5 separate regions of the Mus musculus genome follow, and regions 2, 3, 4 and 5 are each linked to region 1. A link is a loop called in an ENCODE intact Hi-C map of the cell type or tissue named here. Cell type or tissue: left cerebral cortex. All regions are shown on one strand. Region 1 overlaps Slc34a1 (solute carrier family 34 (sodium phosphate), member 1). Region 2 holds the start of Ddx41 (DEAD box helicase 41). Region 3 overlaps Prr7 (proline rich 7 (synaptic)). Region 4 holds the start of Pdlim7 (PDZ and LIM domain 7). Region 5 holds the start of Mxd3 (Max dimerization protein 3).

Region 1 (4,000 bases):
TGGAGCTTGAGGTGTAAGTAAGGTGGAGAGGACCAGGAAGAGAGTCCAGAAGGATATCGAGAAGTTTGGACCCTAGGATTCCAGCTAAGGAGCAAGACTAGGTGTGATGCTCACTAACTCTCAGGGGTGGCTCCCCTGAGAGACATAGCAGTCCCTGGTGCTGGCAGGGGCACTTTCATTGGGAGCCACAAGTTCATTGTTTCTGCTCAGAATGAGGAACTGCTGGGATTGGTTGGGCACTCATGGATCAGCCGTTATGCCTGTGGTAGTAGGCATAATAGCAAGGCGATTAGGCACAAGGAAGTAGGCAATTAGCACACTTTCTTACTCAGCCATAAAAGGGAAAAACTGCTTCACCAAACCACAGCCTTCCCAATTTGCTTCTCCTTAATTATTGCATACAAGAAATAGCTCCATTTAGAAAAGCTACAGGGAAACCCAGAGCGCACGGCAGAGGCACAGGCCCATCCTCCACCTTCTGTCCTCTTGCTGTGGATGTTCCCGGTCCTTTCTACCAGCACTCAGGAAACATGTTCCGTCAGCCGGCCCTGCGGTGTTCCTTGGCATCCCAAGTGGCTCACGGCATCAATGCCACCCTTCTGAGAGTTCTGCTCTTCCGAGAGTTCAAGGCAGCTTGACAACAAAAAGCCTACGTGGACAGCTTTAAGGCTGCCTCTGTGATCTTCCTAACACGTCAGCCACCTTCTCATGAGCTCTCTGGCACTCTCAGGCAAGCTCTGTGAGTCACTGCAGCCTCAGAAAGCACAGTCTGGAGAGAGGAGGAGAAATCACGTACTGATCTAAAAAAGCCTTGGAGATATTTCCGTCCTGATGTCTGTCTTGGGCAAGTCTCTACCTGTGCCCTGAACCTCTTCACCCACTGTAGTCATGAAATGAGACCAGCCAAGTGTGCCAGCCATTTTACACAAACGGAAACTCAGCTGGGCCAGCCTTCAGGCTGTTTGCTGTTCCAGCTGTCACTTGCCAGAGCACTGGTTCAGGTCCCTGAACTAGCAGGAAACCTTTTTCTCTAACAGCAGGTTGCATTTCTTGGCTTGGAGTATAAGGCTGGATCTGAGGACCCTGCTCTCTGCCTCCTCTGGACCTGTCCCCTGCAGGGATGTGACTTACACAGCAGCATCACATGGTCCTGGGATGTGCCTTTTTTTTTTTTTTTTTTTTTTTTTTTTTTTTTTTTTTTTTTTTACTACCCTCATTTTTCTTTTCAACTCTTCATGGCCTCCAGCCTTCACCACACTGGACCCAACGTTAGCCAAACTGGTCTCAATAGAAAGGGGGAATCAAGTCTTTTGAGCGTCTGAGACTTGTGGGATGATGGGTGACCTGGCATTGTCCTTGGAATCCCTTCTGAGAGTCTCAGTGTGAACTGACAACTGTACCTGCCTGACTTAAGCGGCATCTTTGAAGGACTGGTAACTAGGGGCAGCTGCTATTAATCTCCACTCTGCAGATGGGAAGCAGCCTCTCTCAGAGGGGTACAAGTGACTTCCTGTATTATTGCTTCCTGTAATGGAGGGCAAGTCTCGATCCTAATGGAAAATTCACTCCTCGTGCAGCTGATTCTCCCAGATGCCACTCTAAGGTACCCGAATCTGTGTCCATTTCTCTTCCTGCCTGCAGCACACCCCAGACCACGCCACCCTCTCAAGGCTGGTGGAGTGGAGACGCTCTGAGAAGTTCTCTTTGCAGCCACCAGATGGCGCTATTGGCCTAAAGTGCTCCGCGGCTTCCAGAAGAACAAAGGGCCCCTCAGCTACTATACCCTCAAAGGGGAAGCTATTGTGCAAGCCCACATCCTCTGTGGTTCTCTCCTGAGGAAGGACTCTTGAAGTATGGAAGTCCTTTGTGAACTTAATCACCTCCTTCAGTTCCCAGAAGTGTCTCAATCTAGGATGTCCCTGTAGGCTCTTAAATACCAAGATGCTCTCTCTTCCAAGATGCTTCCAAGTAGCCCCGCGGGGAAAAGAAGACAGCTTCAGGGACTCTGTCATGGAGACAACGGAAGCCAGAGAGGTTACGTGTACCGCCGGCTCCATTTCACACAGCTGAGAATAGCTCAGCCGCAGTGTGAGCGCAGGACTGTGGCACACTCTTTTGTTCTGCTTTCCACTTCCACCCGGCTCCCTTTCTTCGCCACTTCTCTACCACAGACAGGGGGGACACATCTTGGGAACGGGACCAGATCTGGCCTTCCCAGCTCTATGAGCTAGGCCAGAGTTCCTACCTTCTCTGCCCTGTATGCTCTCCTTAAAGGATTCTCTCTCCCTTCCATTCTGCCCTAGCCTGGCATTACAGTGGATCCTCCCTTGTCACTCCCTTGTCTCTCCGTTCCCATCTTCCACTTTAGGGTCTCTGACTCCCTTTCTGGGTTCAGTTAAGGTCACACAATCCCAGGAAGAAAAGTCAAGTTTCCAGAACCCCATAGGAGGGAGGAGAACACAATCATCGTTGAGTGAGGTCTGGAGCACCAAAACTACAAATAAACAACAACACTCCAGATACCTCAGTCCTCAGCCTAGCCTTGCCCCGACTCAGTCAACCCCACAGTGGGACATTCACCTGCCTCCAGCCTCTATAAGACCCACAAAAATCCCCTCCCCAGAAGACCCCAGGAAGCAGCTCAGAGAAAGCCAGTAAGGTGTGCACGTATCTCAAGAAGTCATCTGCTTCCTAGGGCTTTGGGCTGGAGACCTTCAGGAAGGTCTTCCAAGTCCCTTCCCAAAAGGGTCAGGATCTTTTCTTCTGTAACCTTTATATCTTTACTATTCCAATTTATTTTTCCCAAAGATGTATTTGTTTTATGTGCCCTGGTATTTTGCCTGCATGCATGTCTATGTGCCAGATCCCCTAACACTGGAGTTACAGGCACTTGTGAGATGCCACGTGGATGTGGGGATTGAACCTGAGGCTTCTGGAAGAGTGCCCTGTGCTTTTGAGCCCCAATTATCCAGATTTAAACAGGCTCAGAGAGGTGGTGTGGCCTGTCCCAGAAAGTTGATTTTAAAAGGAGATTTGAACTCAGCAAACACTTGGCTCTCCCCATGACTAAACCCCAGCCTGACTCTTCCTGACTAATCCCCCAGTTTCTCCTGAGCAGGTCAGCAGAATCTCTCACCTTATTAACATTGTTGTTTTGTTTTCTTCTTGAGATAAGATCTCACACTAATCCAGGCTGGCTTTAAACTCATGACAATCCTCCTGCCTCAGCTCTCCAAGTACCCATCTGGATTTCTGTCCTAGAAGATGATTTTTATCCTAGTTTCTTGCCTAGAGTTCAGGCCTTTGGACTTGGTGGTGCCCCAAGGCTATAGTGAACTGGGAATAACAGCTGAGCACGATGTCTTGCTCAAGGGAGAGCATCGCACAAACCAGCTGCAGGCTGTTGAGCCTGTCGACATTACACTGGAGGCTTTTTGTATTGTTTTGTTTTACTTTTGTGATATTGGGAATGAAACCAGGATCTTGTCCATATAGACAAGGGTTGGCCCAAGCCCCAACCTGATCATACAGTCTTTAAATGACACATGGCTTGGAAAAGAACCTAAAGAAGCCATAAGCCTCCCAGTGTCAGCTCCCTCCTGAGCCCCACCCTTAGCTTCTCCATGGCCATTGCGTTTCCTCCTGACACAGCTCCATGATTCCTGGGCACCAGTGGGCAAAGTACAGAATCCTGGCTTCATTTTCAACAAGTCCATAATCCAGTGAAACGACAGACTGGTACTCTACCACCCGAAAGGACACTTCTGCTGGCCTGAGAACTCTGCTTCCTGGAACTTTAAAGTGTATCTCCATAGGCCTACTGACATAGGCGTGTGACTGCTAAATACTTGGGGGCTGAGGCAGGAGGATGGCAAGTCCAGCGCCTACCTGGATAATTTAGTGAGACCCCCATCTCAAAATAAAAAATGAAATGAGGTCTTGGGGTGTAGCTCAGTAGTTGGGATGTTCGCTGAATATTTGTGAGCGTCTAAGCTCAATC
Region 2 (4,000 bases), 130 kb after region 1:
GACTGTTTTGGATTTGAGGTCAGTCTGGGCTGCCGAAAGAGATCCTGTCTCAAAAGAGCTCCTCCCCCCAAAACCAAGTACCACCAACAACCACAGAGAGACTTCCTATCTCCAACTCTCCATTCCCACGGCTGAGCGCAGTGGGTGCTGGGATACACAACCTCACAGGGGCAAGATGATAAAGCACGGTGTCTCCCTTCTCCTCGGGTACCTGCAGGAAACTTCATCTCCTTGAAGCTCTTGATGGGTGGCGGGATACCATCGCCCTCCACCAGGATGTGATACTTCTTCCGAACTCGCTCATGCCGCTCCTCAGACATGCTCAGGACATAACGCGGGGGTGTCCAACTATGGGTAGGTGGTGGGCAGGAGAGGGCAACACGGTAGAGTATGGTGGGGCAGCTCCCTCCCCAGTCCGCACAGCAGGGCGTCAGGGTACCACTGCCAGTCCCAACCTCATATACTTACTGGAAAGGCATACCTAGTTTTGATTGGATCGTCATAGGTGATGCCTTTGGCCATTTCCTTCACTGACATCAAGGCTGAGGAGACAGACATGGCTCAATGAGCAAGACCACCCAAGAGGTCTCGCCTTTGAAATCGGGAGGAGGTGGCTCAGTCCACCTCTGCTCTGAACCAACTATAATGGTACCTCGGCCTTCAGCCACACTCTCCAGAATCTTTTCTTCTTCCTTCAGTTGCTTTTCCTTGGCGGACTCCTTGCGTGCTGAGAAAAGAAGCCGAAGAGGTCAGAGAAGCAGGAGCACTGCGGCCTAGGCCCGTCCTCTCTCCTTCCTGCTAGGCCCACCTTCAGCCTTCTCTTTGAGGTGCTGGTGCTGATCCAGGAGGCTGACATTGGACTGAGGGCCCAGCGGGATGTCGTCCTCATCTCCTCGGGGCTCACTGCCACTGTCCTGCTGCTCTTCCTCCGTAGCGCCCTTGCGTCTTCGCTGCAGCAGCTTCTGGAGCTGAGGTCCCAGCAGTGTCCCTCAGAGCCAAGCCCAGGACCCAGCAGGTGAGGGGGCACAGCACCCGGGAGGGCTTTTTCCGGGAAGGGGATCGTGTGCACTGAGGCGCACGTCTGTCCGGAACTCAGGTTCACTAGTCCCTGGTCTTCCTCAGAACCACGACCCAAGGTAGGACTACAGCTCCCCAGATCCCCCCTCCCGCTGACGGCCGGGGACATGTCGCCGTTGCACCAGGGATGCGGCCCCTCACCAGTAGCTGCCGGCGCTGCCGCAACGGCACATAGGGTACGTAGTCCTCGTCGTCCTCATCCTCGTCCTCGGAGCGGCTCCCACCCGCGGTCGCCTCGTCCGCGCGTGCCCGCTGCGGAGACCCGAGTCAGCCGCGGCCCCTCCCCCTGCCCGCACCCCCTCGCGTGGACCAAACCTCAGTCCCACCTTCCGCTCCGGTTCCGAATCCTCCATCTTAGGCTGCACACATGCGCAATGCCAGGGCATCTGAGCTCCAATCAGATAGGAAAAACTGCTGTGGTCGCCTAGCAACGGCGTGAGCGCCGGATCGCGAACCGGGACAATCTTCTTCCAGCGCGTTTACGGACGCGCAGCGGAGCCAATTGGGTCTGGCGAAGCCTTGTGGGTAGCGGGAGGATTTGAAGCATGCGCAGAAGATCCAAGTCGTGGGTTAAAGGATGAATCTGTTGAACACGCCCTACCCTCCGCACGCTGTCCTTTCCCGCACGCTCCCGGGGAGCGTTGTGCCCTCTGGCGGCCAGGAGTTTCAGCCCTGCAAGCGGTGCTCGCAAAATATTATTCATTAACGTGAGATAACACCGCTGTTCCGACGGGTCAGAAGTAAAATAATGGTCAAGGTCTTTTTTAACCTTGTATGTTATGTGTGTAAATGATATACATCTCAGAGTGACCACCTGGGAAGCTAGAGATAGCACAGAAGAGATGCTGGATCTGGGTTTTCGAGTTAGTGGAGGGAGGAGTCACCATCAAGAGAGCAGGAAAGGGGCTGAGAGTGTAGAGCAAATAACCAGATTCCTTGGGGCATCTGCAGAGATCTCAGGGGCTGGTGTGAGGTAAGGAGACGGGCCCAGGTTGTTAGGAGTCCTACTTTAAGGAGGAAAGACAGAGCTAGTGCTGGCTGCTCCTTCCCAAGTCTTTATCTGTAATAGGTGCATCGATCACCATGGAGTGCCAAAGTGTTCTGAGATTGGGAGAAATAAAATGATTTTTTTTTAACCTAAGAGAGGGTCTTGCCATGTAGCCAAGGTTGGCTTCAAACTTGTGGTGATCCTCCTGCTTCAACCTCATGAGTGCTGGGATTGTGTATAATCACAATACCTAGCATGAAATCACAAAGGAAGTGCAAATCAATTTTCGTGATATTCATAGCAAGTAGCCTCTCTTGAAGAATAATTAAAATCCAAAAGCCAGGTGGTTGCATGCACCTTTAATCCCAGCACTCAGCAGGCAGATCTGAGTTTGAAGCCAGCTGGGGCTACACAGTAAGAACTCATGGTAAAGAAACAAACACCCGGAATTCATAATGGAAGAGTAATTGTGGAGGGGTGGGGAATGTGAAAGAAAGTCAGGAGTCACCTAGCTGGTGACCGTGTGCTGAAGGCCAAAGCTAGACTTTGTAGGTACTTGACCAGACTTTAACTCTTGCCACAACTGGAATTTTAAAGAGCAGTTTTAAGTGTGAAAAACAAAGCTAACCAATACAGAGAAAAGGCTACAACTGTTTTCCCTTTCCTAAAAATGAAACAGGCTGAGAAGCAGGAGCTGTGAGCCTGTGGTCTGGCTCCTGCTCCCTTGGGGGAGGAGAAGAGTATGGGTTAACTGCAGAGCCTAGCAGACGCTTGCTAAGAATGGCATTTAGCAGGGCTGGAGGGTGGCTCAGGCCAAGAGCATTGGTTCTTGCAGAGGACCCAGATTGGATTCTCAGCACCTATATGGTGCCTCACATTTCTAACTCCATTTCTGTGGAATCCAATGCTCTCTTCTGACCTTCAACACCAGGCTTACAGTGTGAGCAAAACACTCACACATAAAACAGATCTTTAAAAAGACTTAAGCCTGGACACGGCACATGTGAGACATTTTTAGTAAATCTACCACATTAAAATAGGATTTGGGAAGGTGAAGTGGATTCCTTGACTTTATAGATGTTTAGTATGTGTTTTGTTTTAAGGTTTACGAGTGTATACATAGCCCATTCCCACTGGACACGCAGATCTAATTCTAAAAGGTGTTTGTCCTTAACTGCTCCAATTGTGTTGGTATGGTGTGGGTAGCTCTCAACTGGCTAGGGCTGCAGGTGCATAGTTGTAAAGGCCTCAGGGCCTCTGGTCTCATGCATATGTAAAAGTCCATATCCAACCTAGGTCCACATGATCACATTGCAGAGGGGAAAACTAAGTGTAAAGGCTAAGCAAGGTGAACCTGTAAGGCCATTTCCGGGAAGGATTAACTAAGGGGTGAAGACACTACACTCAAATGTGCTGTACTTTTCTCAGTGGTATCCTGGACATAAGGAGATCCGAGGAAATGTTGCTTTTGCAACTACTCTGCTGACATCAGAGCTTAGCTTCTTCAGTTTTCCAATGTGGACTAAAGATTAGGGACACACACACACTCTCTCTCTCTTTTTGTTTTTTAGGTTTTTCAAGACAGGGTTTCTCTGTGTATCCCTGGCTGTCCTGGAACTCACTCTGTAGACCAGGCTGGCCTCGAACTCAGAAATCCCGAGTGCTGGGATTAAAGGCATGCATCACCATTGCCCGGTGGATTAGGGACTCTCTTGAGGGCTAGAAATGGCTTAGCAGTCAAGGGCACTGAGCTCTTCCAGAGGATCCAGGTTCAATTCCCAGCAACCCTGAAGCACTAGACTGAATCAGCCTCTCACTATGCAGAGGCGGCCATTGTCGAGCTACCCAGCCCATATAGTGTTCTAGGTTGATGTACTTGAGTCCTCCCAATAGGAGACAGGGCCTAGACAGTGACAACAGCCACAACCTTTGGGC
Region 3 (4,000 bases), 66 kb after region 1:
AGCTGCCACTCTCTCTCCATCTTGTACTTCTTCCCCACTCCCTGAGCTACACCACAACAGGTGGGCCAGAGCCTGGACAGGAAGTCTGGCGACTAGTTAACCTAACGACCAGGGGTTCTCAGGGTCTCTGGTGCCCAGTGCTGACCAACAGAGTTTCATCCACAGCCTGCCACGTGGGAAGTGGGCAGTGACTGACTGAGATACAGGCTAAACCTTAGCGCCTTCTTTTAGCTGTGCCACATGAGACGAGGCTTGCTCTTGCTTCTGAGCGTGTCACCTCATCTCTCAGAGAACAGTGCAACCAGAAGTGACAGGGTAATGTGAATGCCCTTAAGATTCTGCATGAAGCCAGTTGTGGTGGTGGTGGTGGTGGTGGTGGTGGTGGTGGTGGTTCATGCCTTTCATCCAGTAATGGGAAGGCAGAGGCCTGTGGATTGCTCTTAAGTTAGCTGGGACTATATAGTGACATCCTGTCTCAAAAATGACAATTACCTGGAAAGAAAGGACAGTTTCTGATGACCCTGACATTATTCTAAAGCTTCCCCTTATATACTCTTAGAAGGGACCGTGACATCATGCTGTCCATGATAGCCCATCTTCTGGGCTCGAGCCATCTTCATCATTGCAGACCCATGTCACCCCTGATTCTTGGCAGATACTTCTAACTTAGCAAGCATCATTAACTCCAGCCACAGAAATTCCTTCTTTAACCCGGAACTGTTTCTGCCCTTTTGCTTGAAACCTCTAGCTTGTGCCTATTTCTTCAGAACATTCCTGTTCCTGAGGGCTCAAGGAAAGAGAACAACAGATTTAATTAACTCCCAGTGACTGGCAGCATCGTGTTTTTATCTGGGCTGCATCACCATGGCAGCCTCGTGGTGGGGTTGTCAAGGGGGCGGGCAGAGCTATTGTTCCTACCCTTGTCTGCTCTGGAACGCAGGCCCAGGAGGATAGGACTGGCACGGGCACCAAGTGACACATGGCTGAAGGCAGCCAGAGAGTCAGACAGGAGCCATCTGGGGAGATGGGGTGGCCAAGGCCTGGCACCCTTTCAGCCCGAGTCTTAAGCTGATTTCGGGCACCAAAGCTGAGTGAGTGTGGGTGCGCCAAGGCCAGGCATTTCCTTGAAGCTCCTGGAAAACCTTCCTTCTCACAAGTTCAGTGGGCCAGCGCTTGGTGACTAGACCTAGGTTCAAATTAGAGCTGCGGTCTGTGCAGTTAACTGCTCTTCCAGCTCCCAGCTGTGAGTTAGAAAGACACTGTTACCCACAGGGTTGTGTAAGTTGCTGGTAGAAGGTATTCGAGAAAGGCCCATCTCTGTTCTGTGGGGATGGTGACCCGTCTGTTGCTTGGCCTTAATTAAGCAGTCAGGGCTCCAGACTTCTCTCCCACCAACCCCTGTAGCCCCCCACCCATGCAGAGATGTCGCCCCCTGCTGTGATAGGAGGTGGACCCAGAGACCAGGGTTTGTCCTGACTGTAGGGCTAGGTGGGTCTGAAAGACAAATCTAATTTTCTACCCCACTTTACAAAGAGGGAAAGGGATTAGTGGAAGGAAGGGGGTTGGGTTGGAAGTAAGAGAGGTGCAGCCAAGTGGGGTTTGCGCATGAGTAGGTGGTGTGGGAAGTCGAGTTGGGGCTAGAATCCGGCTGGCAGAGGCGCCTAGAGGAAGGAAAGCCGGCCTGGCCCACGCCCAGCACACGGTGTTGGGAACAGACAAAGACCGGGCTGGTGGCATGCAGTGGCAGCCACTCGCCAATCTCTTTCAGGCGTGGCTAATAGTTGGAAGCAGTGCAGGGCAGAAACTGGGCTCCAAGCGGACTGCTGGTGGGCCTCCTGGAGGTGCACTGCCCTTTCCCTCGCCCCCAAAACACCGCGCCAAGACTACTCCAGCGTCCTGGCAGTCACAGCTTCCGAAACCACCTCGAAGCTGGACCCTGGGGTCGCGGGCGGACTCCGCGCGCCCCCTACTGGCCTCTCTTGGGTCGCGTCAGCACGCGGTCGCCGGGTCCCGATTCGGGGGAAACCCTATCGGGGAAACCTCGGGGCGTGACGTCATCCCTGGGTGACGTCACCCGGCCCCCGGGGAGTGCGGGGGTTCCCACCGAGGAGGCATCCCCGGCCCTGCGCGGGACGCGGATGCAGGCCGGGAGTCACCAAGGACCCTGGCGAGCCTCGCTGAGCCCTGTGTCTGCCCCGCAGGTCGCTCGCGGCCCCGGGTGAAGCAGGCCCGCGCCGGCCGGCGCCATGGGAAGGAGCGGGAACCACAGTTGCCCCTCGCCGGCATGTGCGCCTATTGAGCCCCGCCGCAGGCAGCCCCCGGCCGCAGGTCCCCGAGTGACACTGGCGGCACCTGGGAGCGTGGCGCGGCCCCGGGGCCACGCCGAGGAGCCCAGCGTCCAGTAGAGCCGCCGAGGACCTGCCGCTTGTGCCGCAGCCATGGTGATGTCCCAGGGCACCTACACGTTCCTCACTTGCTTCGCCGGCTTCTGGCTCATCTGGGGTCTCATCGTCCTGCTCTGCTGCTTCTGCAGCTTCCTGCGCCGCCGCCTCAAACGGCGCCAGGAGGAGCGACTAAGGGAGCAGAACTTGCGTGCCCTGGAGCTGGAGCCCCTCGAGCTTGAGGGCAGCCTGGCTGGAAGTCCTCCCGGCCTGGCGCCGCCGCCGCCACCGCACCGCAGCCGTCTGGAGGCGCCTGTGCACGCGCACTCGCACGTGCACGTGCACCCGCTGCTGCACCACGGGCCGGCGCCGCCGCACGCGCACCCGCACCCACACCATCACGCACTGCCGCACCCACCGCCGCCGCACCTCGCCGTGCCGCCCCGGCCCTGGAGCTATCCGCGCCAAGGTAAGGCTGCGTTTCGGCAGGCGAGCGCTCCCTGCCCATGCCGGAGGCGCCCCACCCTTAGCACCGGGAGAAGCGGGCTGGGGTGGTGGTGGCTGGGCGAGGCTTCTGCCCCGGGCCGGCGGCTTCATCCTCACCAGCCCGCTTCCCGTTCCGCAGCGGAATCGGACATGTCTAAGCCGCCGTGCTACGAGGAGGCGGTGCTGATGGCCGAGCCGCCGCCTCCCTACAGCGAGGTGCTCACGGACACTCGCGGCCTCTACCGCAAGATCGTCACGCCCTTTCTGAGCCGCCGCGACAGCGCGGAGAAGCAGGAGCAGCCGCCTCCGAGTTACAAGCCTCTCTTCCTGGACCGGGGCTATACTTCGGCGCTGCATCTTCCCAGCGCCCCGCGGCCCGCCGCACCCTGCCCTGCCCTCTGTCTGCAGGCGGAACGCAGCCGCCGGGTTTTCCCCAGCTGGACCGACTCAGAGCTCAGCAGCCGAGAGCCCCTGGAGCACGGAGCTTGGCGTCTGCCGGTCTCCATCCCCTTGTTCGGGAGGACTACAGCCGTATAGAGGGGCGCCCGGCGTCCCGAGCCCCACGGGCGAACTCCTAGCCTGACTGCGAGGCTTTTTAAATGCTTCCCTTGGACTGCAGGGAGGGGTGGGGGGGAGGGAGGGATTTCTTACCCTGTTTGTTACATTTTGAGGATAATAAAGGTGTGTGATCTGCTTTGGTACAAGCGGAGGGGGATACCAGCTGCTTTAAGCACAAGGTGCTAGTGACCGGGCATGTGGACTTTAGGGAAAGTGCCCGAGTACTGGCCTTGAGAGCAGAGGGCTGGTGTTCGGAAACCAAAGGTTGTTTCTCAAGGGCTTAATGTTCCGTCTCCTCCTAACCTGTTTTTGTGCGCCCCCTGTAGCCTCGGAGGTGACAGGAGTTGGGAAGCTGGTCGTGAGGGCCGGCGCCCACGCCAGATCAACCCCTGGAGGCCCAGAGCAGCAGGCCCGAAGGGATCTGGATTTCTTTATTAACAGACATGAGCACGACCCATTACATAAGTTTGTGCTTAGAAAAAAAAAAAAAGTTAATGTGAAAAAGAACCCAAGCAGAGAGGAAAGAATTGGGGAGGGGCCACCCAAACCACTGGGTCCCATCAATAAGCCCTGAC
Region 4 (4,000 bases), 110 kb after region 1:
CTCTTCACGACCACCCACGCCCTCCCCAGCGCCTCAGCGGGCCATAGGACCCCGTAGGGTGCAGGCCAGGAACCCCCTCGCGGACGCCGGTACCTGAGTGCCCGCCTGGGCCGCTGCCTGGCAGCCTCCGGGAGCAGCGATGGGATCCGCCGCTGCGCTCTGACCCCGCCTCCGCGGACGCCGCGCCTTTTGAGCCCGCGGAAGGGGGCGGAGCCCTAGGCCACGCCCTCCCCAGGCCAAACGAGTGGACATCCCGGGGTCGGTGGGAGGCCCCACCCAGTCAAAAAACCCTGAGTCTCCAGGAGAGGGAAGGTGAGATCGGGCACTTACCCTCGCCAGTCGGGTCGCTGCCCAGCCTGTGCCCCGCTTCAGGCTCTCGCCCAAGCCCCTTGCGCCTCCCACTGGCGGAGTGGAGGAAAGCATCCGTTTGAAACCCCAGAGTTGATTGATCTCTCACCGTATTCTCTTGTAGAGGAAAATGGCATGGTAACACTTTTCTGTTAGGGATACTGTTAGAGGTCAATATTGTCAGCATCATCAGATTTCAGATTCTCTAGGAACTGGAGAAGCGAGATAGGGTAGTTTCAAGTTAGGCTTCCTGGTGTTCGGGATGTAGCTTAGTGGTGGAGCTCAGTAGCTAAGCTCTCTGGAGGCCCTTGTTTCAGTCCTCAACACCAAACCCAACCAAAGGCTTGCAGGATATAACAAACAAGTAAATACATACATAGTAAGAGCCAACGGGGGCGGGCTTAGCGCCACTTGTTGTCTGACGGTGTAAGTAGAGTCCACAGCCATGGGACTTCCACCCAGAGCCCCCAGAACCACTATTGGAATGGATTGTTTCCCATTTAACCCCAGTCCAGAGTACACAGTTCTTCCAATGCGGTTGGGATGGAAGGGGCTGCCACGGAGTGTTCTCAGAGCCCCTGCTTTAGCCTCGGTCTTAGCCAAGGGTGGGCAGAAGGAAAAGCTGAGCTCTCCTGAATGTTTGAGTCAGTAGAGAGGTGCACAGCCTCCCCTTGCCCAGCCCCCCCATCATCACACCCCCTCTTCCCCATCATTGTCCCAAGTACATAAATTCTTATGGGAGTTGTCATCCTTGAAGAAATCCTCTTCAGGTGGGTCTCTGAGTTCAAGGCCAGACTGACTGATCTATGTAGTGAGTTCCAGGACAGCCAAGGCTACACAGAGAAACCGTGTCTCGAAAAACTGAAGAAAAAAAAAAACCAAAAAAACAAAACCACCCTCTTTAGCTATCTGCTATGCTTCTGTCTCCATCACGTTTCCCTCTTTGTCCCTCGTCCCCTATACTATTGACTCTTTCTCCAGGTCTTCTATGACCTCAATTAAGTCAGCTGCAGCCTTCAGGTTTCATCCTGTTCTGACAGGAATGCTGGTCTACACCAGGTTGATCAGGGGTTTTTTCTTTTTCCATTCCTTCATTTCTATCTTCTTCTTCCCACCCCCACCCCCCCAGATACAGCGCCTTCTTCTGACCTCTCTAGGCATCTGGTGCACACATAGCGCACATATGCATGCAGGGAAAACGCCCATACGCATAAAATAAGGTCTCCTTGGGTAGACTGGCTTGAACTTGCATGGGTTCCCAGATCTTCCAGCTCTTCCCTCCGGAGGGCTGAGATCATACCAAGCCCAGCAGCTTCCTCATCTAAAATCCCAATCTTTCTAGCTTCAAGGCTTCCTTCCCTCTATAACACTTCATCGGCCTCCAGTCTTTGGCCATTTGGTCATGAAACTCACACCTTAAGAGCCCTTACTCTCCTTTGGCTTTCAATAACACTGAAAATGGTCAGCCCGAGCTCTTTCCTCAAGAACTGCAGACACCAATAATGTATACCTTGTCTACGTGTCTGCCAGGAAGGTTTCTCAAACAATCCAAGTTTGTGCTTTCTTCTCACTCCTTCCTGGTCTCAGCCAATGACATCATTCACCTGGTTGGTTCCGCAGAACCTATGAAATTATATGTCTCTTCTCATCTACATCATCTCCCGATGTTCTCACAGCTAACCCTTGCTGCTGTTTCACCCATACACATAAAATAAGGTCTCCTTGTGTAGACTGGCTTGAACAGCAGCAGCTAACTCTTGCTGCTGTTTCACCTCCATCGAATGCTTCAACACCTACGAGCCTCCTTGCTGACCGCCCCGCTATCACCCTTGCCTCCCCCCACCCCACCCCCCAGTCTTCTTGCCGTTGCGGATGTGATATTCTTAAAACAGAGATCACACTTCATCTTTTTAGCATTCCAGTGGGCTCACACTCGATTTAAAATAAAACTAAAATCCTTAAGACCTACCCAAGACTAAGAAACTGGGTCAAGTGTTGGGCCTGGCAGCACAGGGCCTGTGTAATTCCAGCTACTGGGGAAAAGGGGGGTTACATGTTCAAGGCCAGCCTAGGCCATTTAATGAGACCCTGCTTCAAAATAAGTAAAAGGAGAAAAAAGAAAGAAAAGAAAAGAAATACAATAAAAATAAGGGAAAGGAGGAGGTTATGCTTAGCTTCTTGGGGAAGATGTTAAGTCTGACTCTCTAAGACATGAAAAAGAAATAAAACTGGCAGAGCTCTTTCACACTCGCCCACTCCACTTAGCCCACTCTGGCCCTGGTTCTACACCCCCAAGTATATTCTCGCCTTAGGGCCCCTTTGCATTTCACAATTTCTTTATCTTCAAACACTTTTTTTTTCTTTTTTAAAAAACATTTACTTGTTTATTTTCTATATATGAGTACACTGTCACTCTCTTCAGACACACCAGAGGAGGGCATCAGATTCCATTACAGATGGTTGTGAGCCATCATGGGGTTGCTGGGAGTTGAACTCAGGACCTTCAGAAGAGCAGTCAGTGCTCTTCTTCTTCTTTTTCTTCTTCTTCTTCTTCTTCTTCTTCTTCTTCTTCTTCTTCTTCTTCTTCTTCTTCTTCTTTTCTTTTTCTTCTTTTTCTTTTTCTTTTCTTTCTTTTTTCTTTTCTTTTCTTTTCTTTCTTTCTTTCTTTTTTTTTTTTTTTTGAGACACGGTTTCTCTGTGTATCCCTGGCTGTCCTGAAACTCACTCTGTAGACCAGGCTGGCCTCAAACTCAGAAATCCACCTGCCCCTGCCTCCCGAGTGCTGGGATTACAGGCATGTGCCACCACACCCCGCTGCAGTCAGTGCTCTTAACCACTGAGCCATCTCTCCAGCCCAACTATTTTTTTTTCTGTAGGGATCTAAAAGCCTTATTTTTTTTTTCTCTGTTTGAATACTGCCTCCTCCTGGGGTCTTCTCCGAGCACCCCATCTGGAACAGCAGTCCCCACTGGAGAGATGGCACAGCAGTTAAGAGCACCAGCGGATCTTTCAAAGGACCCAGGTTTGATTCTCAGAACCCACATGGTGGCTCACAACCATTTGTAATTCTAATTCCAGGGGGTTTCAGACACCCTCTGCTGGCTTCCCTGTGTACCAGGCATGTACATGGTGCGTAGATTATACATGCAGACAGACAAATAGAATAAACAAAGACATTTTAAATATTTAAAACAGCAGTTCCATGATACCATACCTGTATCATACCCTAGTCCTTTAACCTACTTTGTTTTCCCCATAGCACTTTCCACCCTGTGATATACTGTGCCCCTATTGTGCCTGCCCTCAGAACCTGCACGGAGTTGATATGATCAGATGAAGGAAGGCTTGCAAAGGTGCAATGAAGGAAAGAGAATGGCACTTCGACGGCTCCTGGCCATCTGCCGGCCGACAGGAAAGGCTTCCAAGGACCTTTCTTGCTCCACAGAAAGGCATGGGCCTGGGTGCATCTTTTTGGATCTTCTCAAGAACACACAGCCTCCAGGTTTGGAACAGGCAGGGACTAGGAAGGATACAGCGCCCTCTGGTGGCCAGGATCCCTGCAGCTCCATGGCCAGGTCTCTTAGTTCTGAAGGTCTTCTAAACTAGTTGGAAGAAGATGGAAATCCCCATGCAACTGAGACTTTGACTGTTT
Region 5 (4,000 bases), 75 kb before region 1:
AACTGTTGAGAGCCAGGTTGGGACTCACCTGCGCTTCTCCAGCTCGTTGTGCACAGACCTGTGAATGCCAAGGGGATCAAGTGAGGGTACTGTGCAAATCCTCAACCCCAGGCTGTTGTGCAGCTCAGACCTCACTACAGATAGCTGCGCCAAGGAAGCCTTTCGTGAGGGCCTGGGTTCCTTTAGGACACCACACCCCAGGTAGTGACTAAAGGAATCAGACACACACACCAAAAAATACAGGACACTTGCCCAGGTACTTGCGGGGTCTCGCCCCTGACAGCCAGGCAAGACAGGCTCCCTGGACAGATGTGACACTTGATCAAAAAATAAGCCTGTCAGAGAAATCAGTAGAGGGGAAACTATTTTAAAGAAACAGAATATGCAAAAGAACAGAAAAGCAGAAGCCTGTAGTAGAGACAATTCAGGAGTGTGAATGACCTGTGTGATGTGATGTGATGTGTGTGTGTGTGTGTGTGTGTGTGTGTAGAAAAGGCGGATGGAGCAGGGTACCTGGGCCGTGTGTGTGTGTGTGTGTGTGTGTGTGTGTGTGTGTGTGTGTGTAGAAAAGGCGGATGGAGCAGGGTACCTGGGCCAGAAGAACAAACAAGGAAGTGAGAAGAGAGTTAGATGGGACAGCTAAGGACCAGCATCCCTCCCTACACTGCCCCATCCCTGCTCACCGCCCACTGTTCAGCGCGCCAGGAGCTTGCAGGGGTGGCTTCCTCCTCCTGCAGACGGTCCCGGGGCTGTGGTGTGGACACAGGGACGCATAACCGTGCTCTGCCTCTGCCAGAGAGAGAACACAGCAACACAGCCCGTCAGCTGGAGCCCCTGGCACGGCGAAGTCAAGGAAAGGCTTTTGGCGCCAGGACCCTTTCCCCAGTCACTCCCTGCCCGGCTGCCTGCGAACTCCAATAGATGTGCGGGCGGCAGCGCGCCAGCAGCCCTCCAGCCTTGCTCCCTCCAGGTTGGGAGCCAAATTCAGCCCGCGCGCGGGGTCTGTCCTCACCTCTCTCGCGCCTCTCCAGGAACTCCGCTGCCTGCAGCAGGACCTGGATGTTGCTAGCCACGGGTTCCATGTCGGCGACAGCCGACGACCAGCGGGCTAGGGATGCTAGCCCTGTCAGCCGCCTTACCACTTTTGTTTCAATGTAACTGACACGGTGCCACAAGCACAGGGCCCGCCCCGCCCCCGGTCGCCCCGCCCTGGCCCCTCCCCGCCCCGCCCATGGGAACCCCGTCCGCCCCGCCCTGCCCAGCCCAGCCCGCCTCTTCCCGCCCAGGCTGAACTGGGCTGCTGCTCTGCGCTTTAGGGAAGAACCCTCCGCCGGGTCAGGCAGCCCGGACACCGGGCGCTGCAAGCTGCCCCACTCCTGCGACAGGCAATCGCGCCGGTCCTAGCAGGCGCCGGCCTGGGCTACACGTGCGCGCGGGACGCGGCCACATCCTCCGGGCGGGCCGCGAGCCTCGGAGACTGGGTTGGTTGATGCGCGGCCCCGCCTTCTCCCGCCGCGGGGGCCCCGACTCGGGCGGGAAAAGCTGCCGGTTTCAAATTTGAAAACCCGGACGAGGAGGGCGGGGGCGAGCTACGAGAGACGGCGATGCGCACGCGCCTGTGTTGGGGGCGCGGACGCAGGACACGGTACGGGCCGCCCCGTATCTGCCCTTCATTGGTCTTCGAATGGGAATCCCTCCTAGCTCTCCCGTCCTTCGCAGGGAGGTTAATGGCGTCGTGAAAACGTCGGCTGTTGATAGCTTCCCAAGCCAGGGCATGAAACACACTGTCTCACCCTGAGTTCTGGAGCTCCTCAGCGGCCACTGCTAGGTGTGACGACAACTCGCGTACTGTGAGACAGCGTTGCGGTGGTTACAACTAATGCCAGCAAGCAAACATACGTCTCTCATTAGGGCCATTGCAACCAGACAGCCCCTGGGGGGCGGGGTGGCATCTAGAACAAGGCTCTGCTAGCCATCCGGTGGAGGCTCCTGGATAGCCACTAGGGGTAGCCATACCTATGAGTCAGGAATGATGGGGCATTCTGAGAGTCAAGTGGACCAGAGAGGGGGCACTATGAACAGATGGCCTTAGGAAAACACAGTCACGTGCCAATCAGGCCCCTTCGGAAGAGGCTGTCTTCCCAAGGGAAATCGCCTTTTTTTTTTTTTTTTTTTTTTTAAATCCAAGAGTTGCGGCTACTGTGTAACAGTTTGTAGACTGAAAGGCCTGGTGGCTATGGAGAGAGACACCGGAAGGTCTGCCCAGCTCCGGTCAGCAGTCAGGCTCTTGTGCGTTCCCCTTGGAAGAGAAGGAGGAGCGAATTGACACAGGATCTCATGTGCAACAATCTAGCTTCAAACTTGCTATGTAACCCAAGATGGCGACCTCCTGATACTCCTTCCAGTTCCCAAATGTCGGGGTTTCACGCAAGCACCGTGCAGGCACAGACATCATACATCTGCTACCCAGGAGACTGACCTCAGAACAGGACGGAGACAAAAGGTTCTCCAAGGAAAGTTCCAGCAGAGGGAGGAGGCCACATCATCTCAGAATCATCCTAGGAGGTATAGGTAACAGCCTGGCTGAAGGGTGTTGTTAGAAGTCAACCTGGCCTCAGACCTCCCATGAATATGTAGATAGGGCCAGAGCAGGCAGGAGTAACCCTTCCTAGGGGGAAAGGCAAGGTGTGGCGATGAAGCTCTGGCAAGTATCAGGTCCAACAGATACTCCAGTGACCTAAAAGAGCCTCTGTCCCTAGATCACCTGGGTCCTGTGATGTCTGGGGATCCACTTCCCCTTCAGCCACAGTAACTGGAGTGGACTGTCTTTTTGTTGGTTGGTTGGTTGGTTGGTTGGGTTGGGGTGGGGGGCTGTTTTGGGGGTTTTATTTGGTTGTTTGGTTGGTTTTTTGTTTTTTTTTCAGGACAGGGTTTCTCTGTGTAGCCCTGGCTGTCCAGGAACTCACTCTTTAGCCAGGCTGGTCTCGAACTCAGAGGCGGATGCCTGCCTCTGCCTCCCAAGTGCTAGGCTTAAAGGCATGCACCACCACTGCCAGGCTGGAGTGGGCTGTCTTACCTTGTCGCAGTTTGTCAGATAACTAATGTCCAAATGGATTTGTGCCTTAGATCACCAAGGCCTTCCATCTCCTGCTACAGATTGCTCAGGGTATAGTCCTGATGTCTCCCTGTCCCCAGAACCTTTGCAGATGTGGGGACCTGATTAAGAAGCTGAACTCCGGGGCTGGTGAGATGGCTCAGAGGTTAAGAGCGCTGGCTGTTCCTCCAGAGGTCCTGAGTTCAATTCCCAGCAATCACATGGTGGCTCACAACTATCTATACTGGAATCTGATGCTCTCTTCTGGTATGCATGCAGAATACTGTATACATAATGAATATTAAAAAAAAAAAAGACGCTGGACTCCTTCAGTGAGTTCCCCCTTGCTGCAGTAGAACTGATGCCTGGTACAACCTGCGATGGCTCCAACAGCCCTTGGGTTCAAGGGGCTGGGCAGTGCCCCTCCTCTGCCTCGTAGCACACTGATCCTGCCCTCGCCCACTCCCTGCCTATACCAGATGCACTCAAATGCCACATCCTCCAGCAAAGCCCCAGGACTCTCTCCTCCTTTGCACCTTCTAAAAACACCAATGGTCCTGTGTCTCTTGAGGTCACCTCTTCTACCGGATTGTGGCCCAGTAGCAGAGGCACACAGGACTGAGAAAAGCATCCATCCGTGCTGGGGGGACAGAAGCACCCAGCTCGAGGCTACCTGGGAATGTCACCCCAGCCTGTCAGGATAGCACAGGACAGTGGCACCTCCTGCAGCTTTTAACTGTGTCTCTTTCAAGTAGACTTTGATTGTTATTTTTGAGTATTTTGCCTCCATGTATGTCTGTGTACCATGTGTGTACCGGATGCCCTGGAGGCCAGAAGAGTGAGTCAGAATTCCTGGAACTGGAGATACATGTGGCTGTGGGTCACTGCGGATGCTGGGACTCTAAC

Evidence for each region. Hi-C counts contacts between places; a loop is a spot of excess contacts. Peaks named below come from ENCODE experiments on the same cell type or tissue, not always from the same donor. Only the 100,000 strongest peaks of a DNase experiment are listed, where the experiment ranks them.
Region 2: it touches region 1 in a loop (2.7-fold over the local background); 15 of 42 quality-filtered maps call a loop at or near these places.
Region 3: a loop joins it to region 1, with 6 times the contacts of the local background. A loop is called at or near these places in 23 of 42 quality-filtered maps.
Region 4: a loop joins it to region 1, with 6 times the contacts of the local background. A loop is called at or near these places in 33 of 42 quality-filtered maps.
Region 5: it touches region 1 in a loop (2.1-fold over the local background); 7 of 42 quality-filtered maps call a loop at or near these places.

Annotation. Positions count from the first base shown.
Region 1 is chr13:55,403,876-55,407,875 of GRCm38, forward strand. The region is part of intron 8 of Slc34a1 (solute carrier family 34 (sodium phosphate), member 1); the gene reads left to right. Among named protein-coding and RNA genes, the nearest start is that of Slc34a1, 6.2 kb to the left of the region's middle. In left cerebral cortex, a CTCF peak has its summit at 1,707 (motif pointing right); DNase peaks (open chromatin) are centred at 746 and 1,731; H3K27ac peaks cover 2,379 bases.
Region 2 is chr13:55,535,078-55,539,077 of GRCm38, forward strand. Ddx41 (DEAD box helicase 41) reads right to left here and starts at 1,581. Exons shown (of 17, transcript NM_134059.2): 1 at 1,404-1,581; 2 at 1,219-1,329; 3 at 809-968; 4 at 653-727; 5 at 482-542; 6 at 212-348. The coding sequence starts at 1,430. It overlaps Gm46416 (a long non-coding RNA gene), which reads left to right and starts at 918. Exons shown (of 5, transcript XR_003950651.1): 1 at 918-1,015; 2 at 1,123-1,810. In left cerebral cortex, a CTCF peak has its summit at 1,728 (motif pointing left); a DNase peak (open chromatin) is centred at 1,552; H3K4me3 peaks cover 1,721 bases; H3K27ac peaks cover 1,373 bases.
Region 3 is chr13:55,469,587-55,473,586 of GRCm38, forward strand. Prr7 (proline rich 7 (synaptic)) reads left to right here. Exons shown (of 3, transcript NM_001030296.4): 2 at 2,202-2,850; 3 at 3,007-3,569. The coding sequence starts at 2,439. The coding sequence ends at 3,404. Dbn1 (drebrin 1) reads right to left here. Exons shown (of 15, transcript NM_001177371.1): 15 at 3,842-4,000. Among named protein-coding and RNA genes, the nearest start is that of Mir6944, 6.2 kb to the right of the region's middle. In left cerebral cortex, CTCF peaks have their summits at 1,975 (motif pointing left), 2,188 and 3,754; DNase peaks (open chromatin) are centred at 974, 1,682, 1,945, 2,793 and 2 more places; H3K4me3 peaks cover 2,417 bases; H3K27ac peaks cover 3,510 bases.
Region 4 is chr13:55,513,274-55,517,273 of GRCm38, forward strand. Pdlim7 (PDZ and LIM domain 7) reads right to left here and starts at 173. Exons shown (of 13, transcript NM_001114088.2): 1 at 94-173. In left cerebral cortex, CTCF peaks have their summits at 390 and 3,910 (motif pointing left); DNase peaks (open chromatin) are centred at 272, 1,993, 2,364, 2,570 and 1 more place; H3K4me3 peaks cover 733 bases; H3K27ac peaks cover 1,424 bases.
Region 5 is chr13:55,328,586-55,332,585 of GRCm38, forward strand. Mxd3 (Max dimerization protein 3) reads right to left here and starts at 1,146. Exons shown (of 6, transcript NM_016662.5): 1 at 1,013-1,146; 2 at 684-789; 3 at 29-58. The coding sequence starts at 1,082. In left cerebral cortex, a CTCF peak has its summit at 1,979 (motif pointing right); DNase peaks (open chromatin) are centred at 807, 922 and 1,466; H3K4me3 peaks cover 1,273 bases.